Regions from separate parts of the Mus musculus genome. Here region 2 is linked to region 1. The links are chromatin loops, found by intact Hi-C in ENCODE. Cell type or tissue: left cerebral cortex. All regions are shown on one strand. Links, peaks and the distances in the headings refer to the core of each region. The heading gives the core; the rest is flanking DNA.

The links. Peaks named below come from ENCODE experiments on the same cell type or tissue, not always from the same donor. Only the 100,000 strongest peaks of a DNase experiment are listed, where the experiment ranks them.
Region 2: a loop joins it to region 1, with 8 times the contacts of the local background. A loop is called at or near these places in 7 of 42 quality-filtered maps.

What each region holds. Positions count from the first base shown.
Region 1 is chr11:120,099,593-120,102,392 of GRCm38, reverse strand. It overlaps Ndufaf8 (NADH:ubiquinone oxidoreductase complex assembly factor 8), which reads right to left. Exons shown (of 3, transcript NM_001110242.1): 3 at 1,969-2,219. The coding sequence ends at 2,190. Among named protein-coding and RNA genes, the nearest start is that of Ndufaf8, 2.1 kb to the right of the region's middle. In left cerebral cortex, for the core only: a CTCF peak has its summit at 1,140 (motif pointing right); a DNase peak (open chromatin) is centred at 1,146; H3K4me3 peaks cover 151 bases; H3K27ac peaks cover 499 bases.
Region 2 is chr11:119,911,880-119,914,679 of GRCm38, reverse strand. It overlaps Chmp6 (charged multivesicular body protein 6), which reads right to left and starts at 870. Exons shown (of 8, transcript NM_001085498.2): 1 at 743-870. The coding sequence starts at 805. It overlaps Gm39485 (a long non-coding RNA gene), which reads left to right and starts at 868. Exons shown (of 3, transcript XR_003949830.1): 1 at 868-1,304. In left cerebral cortex, for the core only: a CTCF peak has its summit at 965; DNase peaks (open chromatin) are centred at 917 and 2,455; H3K4me3 peaks cover 1,607 bases; H3K27ac peaks cover 2,056 bases.

The DNA of each region.
Region 1 (2,800 bases), core at 136-2,635:
GGCTTCACGAACATTAGTCCATGGGATAAGGTCCGTGTGTATGAGAATAATATTCACATCATGAGAGAGCTGAAAGGCGTGGGCCCTGGAGGCCTGAGAGCCGAGCTGTCTGTAGGCCAGGGCTACGCAGGGCCGTGACCTGTCTGCTTCTTCGGGGTTACGATGGAAGATGGAGAGAGAACTTTTTGCCTCACAGATTTGAGGGAGCCTGAGTTCAGTGGGGCCCAAAGTTGGGAGTCTTCAGGGAGAAGATACAAGAAGCTACAGTCAATGAGCTTTCAAGAGAACTTGAAGATGACACTGGCAGGTTGGGCAGTCTGAGGAGGCTGGCCTTGGGCTGTAAACTCTTTTTTTTTTTTCTTTTTTGGTTTTTTGAGACAGGGTTTCTCTGTGTAGCCTTGGCTGTCCTGGGACTCACTTTGTAGACCAGGCTAGCCTCGAACTCAGAAATCCACCTGCCTCTGCCTCCCAAGTGCTGGGATTAAAGGCGTGCGCCACCACGCCTGGCTGGGCTGTAAACTCTTGAGAACATGGAGAAAATGTTTCTGACCTGTGGAGAACAATCTGCAATCCCTGGGCAATTAGACCAACATCTGGTCTGTTGAGACCCAGCACCACCCTGTCCATTGAGACAGAATCTAGCTGCTCTGGGTCATAGTAAGAGCCAAGAAGTCGTGTCTTGAGATGGACTCAAGAATCTATCAAACATGGGTTTTCTAGAAGCTGAAGAGATGGCCTAACAGTTGAAAAGCACTTGTTGCTCTTAAAGAGGACCCAGGTTTAAATCCCAGCATCCACATGGCAGCTCACAATGATCTGTTCCAGTTCCAGGGGACCCAACACCTTTGTGCCCTCCTGCCCACCAGTGTACTTATATGCATGCAGCCACAAGACCTGTACACATTGAATAAATAAATCTTAAGCTAAAAAACCTGGGTTTCCCCACATGGGCAGGCCGGTTTCAGAAGTAGCAGTTAGGTGCCACATGGAGGCACAGATTGGGGCATGGCATGTAGGGCTTGACAGTCCCTGGCCCAAGCCCTGTTCCCAGGATCCAGGGTTCTGAGGCAGGTACAAACTGTCAAGGACAGCATGACCTCCACACCTAAGAAACGGGACTGAGTAGTTCCCATGTTTCCCAGCAGGTGGCACTCACACACAGAATCCTTCTGCACTCTGAACTTGTTTCAAGCCCACTGTGTGAAGGAAGGGGAAGAAAGAATGAAGGCTGGGAGCCATCGTTCATGACAGGATGCAGGGATGGCTGTCCCCCCACTGAAGGTCCAAAGATAACGTCCTTGTTGGCTTTTGTCTAGAAAAGCCTCTGCCCAGTTCCTGAGCAGCATCCACAGGGCACTTCTCATTGTGTAGGCTTGTTCCCTTATGCTGTTGCCGTGGTTACCTCTGGTGTGCCTTACTCTGTCAGGCCAGGGGCATGATGAGCCAGACTTAGACTAAATACTTTTGATGAGAATAGTAGGGGTTTTTGTTTTACAATTTAGATGTACGTTTTGCCTGTATGTCTGTGTACCACATGTTTGCCTGGTTCCTGCAGAGGCCAGAAGTGGGTGCTGGATCCCCTGGAACTGGAGTTAAAGATGGTTGTGAGGTGCCATGTCAGTGCTAGCAACTGAACTAAAAGAGTAACATGTGCTTTTAACTGTTGAACAATCTCTCCAGCCCAAGGTGAGAACAGGGTTTTGGTTTATTTTGTTGTTGTTTGTTGTTTTGTTTGTTTTGAGATGGTTGACTCTGTGTAACAAGCCCTGGCTGTCCTAAACTTGCTTTGTAGACCAGGCTGGCCTCAAACTCCTAAGAGATCCACCTGTCTCTGCCTGCTGAGTGCTGGGATTAATGGTGTGCACCACCACACCCAGCTGAGAGCAGAGTTCTATGGTCCAGACCTGCCACCTTTGTGGGGTGGGGGTGCAGGTGTCCTCTGAATACATTGTCCTTGGGAGAGACCAGTTCCTTATACCATGCTTTATATATAAAAGTCTGAAACTATACAAAATTAAATCATCTTCATGTTACATCTCAACCAAATCCAGATCCTCATGTACACACTGCCGGGAAACAGCCCTGCCCTGCCTGCCCATGGTTCAGGGTGGGAGGAACCATTACACAGCAGGAACTCTGCTGCCCATATGCGTGCTGTCAGGACAGGGCCTCCACGCCCACCGCTCTTCCTAGGAGCCTCCCATCATGGTCTTCTTGGCCTGGAAGAGAAAGCATTTTGTTTCAGTGACTTATTTCCAGTTTAGATATGGCTTAAAGCAAGACATCTACCACATCAAATGCCACCTTATCCCAACCACGCTAAAGAACTGAGATGCTAGTGTGTCTCGGGGGGTCCCAGCCTGGGCTCACCTACAGAGGACGCCTGGCCCCTGTGACTGAGAGTTTCTGTTATGAGATGGGCAGGGATGGAGGGGGAACCACAGGGGGGTGCCTTTATCTGGTCCAGGCAAAGCAGCAGATGGAGTCACACAATTCTGGTCAGCCACAGAGAGGGTGGCAGGGACAGCAGAAACTCTGAGCATTAGGAGTGTGTTTAGGGTTTCAATGACAGCTGCTGGCCACCAACCACAAGAGTAAAGGCTTGTGTCAAGTTAGAAGGAACAAGAAAAGCGCAACACCTGACGACTGAACAGCCTCTGCCGGGAAACCAAAGGCTGTATGTAGGTGAGGCTGGGCTGTAGTCAACTCAAACACTGCTCCTCATTCCCGCCGAGGCTACTGTGGACCTGCTTCTGATGCAGTGTGTCTGTCACCCTGGGTTCTTAACCACCGACCCTAG
Region 2 (2,800 bases), core at 1-2,500, 190 kb after region 1:
TTTAGGTTTGGAGACCTTGAGTTAGGCTACCCATGCTCTTCTCGGGTGGTTATTTCTGCCAGCTGTTTACAAAGCATCAGGCATCTTGCCTGGGGAGACAGGGGCACCAAATGGAGCTGCAGGATGGCCAGACTGTGCCTCTGGAGACCAAGCAATCTGAGCAGGTCAGGCAGTGGCAGCAGCAGCACCTGGAGCTAGGCACTTTCCTTCCTGGTGCCTGGCGCTCTGGGACTGTTCAGATGTGTGCTTGACAGTGGTGTCCTGAGCCTCCGAATTCCACAGAGGAGCAGACAAGGTGTGTCCTGTCCGCAGGACCCACCTCTGTGACAGTTTTACTTAGAGATGGAGGGCGGTGTCCTGAGACACGAGTGTCTCGGGGGCTTCCAGCTCACACAGAGGCTGCAGAGATGGGGGACGAGCACCCTTTCCCAGTAAGAATCACGCTGAGACTTTTAGTGAAAGCCACGCCCACGGGATCTTTATCTGGGGGCTTTTTCTAGGAACTTTCAATAACTTATGGCTTGGGATTCCAAGGCCAAGGCCACAGGCTTCCTTCCTGGCACCTTCTCTCACGGATCGGCGCTCAGCCCCGAGACACAATCCCGGTCTTTCCGGGCCGAGCCGGGGCTGGTCCAGGAGTCTGCAGCTGGGCGCGCCATGGCACCGGAAGCGCGGCCCGCTCCGCTTCCCGCCTCAGTTTCCCCCACGGGGCCCGGCCCCCTGCCCGCCGTAGGCCCCTCACCAGGATGGCCCTGTCCTGTTCGGTGACTCGGCTCTGCTTCTTGCGGCCGAACAGGTTGCCCATGGCGGCCCCGCGCCGGCCGGCCGAACCCGTCGCAGCCGCCGCTCTGCGGCCACCGTACTCCGCCCGACCTACGGCGGCCGCGCGGAGCCACGCGCCTCAGAACGCGAAGCAGCTTCGTCCCTAGCGCAGCGCACCGCTGGACTTACTAGGCGATGCGAACGCCCTCCCTCGGCCTTTCAGCTAATCAGATGGGACTGTGATTAATTCAGAGCACCTCACAGGAGTGAGCCTAAATCAGGCTTCCTGACTTTCAAAACCGCCCAGCCGACGCCCCCCTCCCCGCTGGCGCAGAACATACACACACCCAGTGTTTTGGACCTACAAGTGCTTGCTGAGAAGTGTGCACCAGCGTTCACCTGCCATTCGGCGCTGTCACCTTCGTCCCCTAGTTTCCTCACTGTGGACAGTCCTTAGGCTACCGTTGAGTCAGCCCGGTTGCTGGGACTGACACACTAACCCCAGGGATTCTCTGATCACACCTGCCCTCTGTAGGCCCTTGGTGAGTCAGGGGGCGGGGACAAGACACTCATGAGTGGGGCTCTACACCCTAACAGCCCCAAAAAGGGCGCCACTGTCCTGAATTCAATGCCTTTGCTAGGAGGGGAGTTCTCCTTCCCCACGGCAATCATCCGGGTAATATCCCTTCGGGAGGCAGACAGTACAAGCAGCTGGGCCAATTACTAAGCATTCTTGTTCATTTACACCTTTCTGAACGAAGGGCTCAGTCTTAGCCTCAGGCTCAACACATTATGAATCCAGTAAAGCCAGTGGCTATCCCTCGGCAGGCAGCTTCTTCTGATTCCTGAACTGCCTGCATTTTCCCTTCCCCCACCCCCAACTCCTTCAGTAAACAAGGGCAGAAGGCATGGAGGGGGCTTTCCGGTGTCGCAGCAGTGGCTCTTGTGACTCCTTAGGCATAAGAGGCTCCCAGTCTTGACTTGGTTTTAAGAACAGCACGAGAGGCTGAGAGTAAAGTCCATGGTAAGGACTTGGGGCAGGCTCTGGCTACCAGACCTAGGGTTCTAGCTCCTTCTGTCACTTAGAAGCAGTTTCTAGAGGTTGGTTTTTTTGTTTTGATTTGATTCCAAGGGGCCTTCTAACTAGCCAGGAACCCTTTATCCCAGGGTTCTCTGTACAGTCAGCTGCCCTAATCGGGCTCAGCCACTGACTTTGATGGTTAGCTGTCATATCTTAGTCTCCAATGCTCTGTGGGCCAACTGGCCCCATAAAATCGCAGTAATGGTACCCTGTCCCTGTGGTCAACATGACTATAAAGGGCAGTACTGGGGCAGAACTTACTAGAAGGCTGGAGCTTCCGACCTGTGTGGTTCTCATGCCCTAACCAAGGGCATGTTCAGGGGTGTGGGACAGAGGTCTTGTGCAGGTCCAGGGTATCTCTGGCTGGTTTGGGACTTGCTATGCAGACCAAGATGGCCTTGAAATCACCCACTTTCTCTGTCCACTCTTGTCTACTCCGTGCTAGGATGCCCTGACATCCCAGAGTCACTAACTGAGGCCCAGTCTGTCAAGCAACAGCCCACAGTACCCAGTGCCTTGCTGGCTGCAACCATTTAGCTAGGAGTATTTATTGCCCAGGGAGGGTTCTGTTTCTACCATAACACTCTGGAAGCGCTTCCACACATTCTTCCTAGTTCTCTGCCAATACAGAGCTGGAAATGTCTGAATTCTTTCCGTCTGTAAGCCAGGATTTGGCAACTATGGCCCGTGAGTCAAACCGGTTTGATCTCCCCTCTCCTTTTTATACAGCCTACAAGCTAAGAATAAATATGGTTTTAAAATTTACTTACTTATTTTAAAGATATTTTCCTCTCTCTGTAGCCCTGGCTGTCCTAGAACTCACTCTGTAGACCAAGCTGGCCTTGAACTCCCAGAGATCTGCTTCCCTTTGCCTCCCTTTGCTGGGATTAAAGATGTGAGCCATCATGCCCAGTAAGTTTTCTGTATTTTAAAAGGATTCTCTCTCTTTCTCTCTCT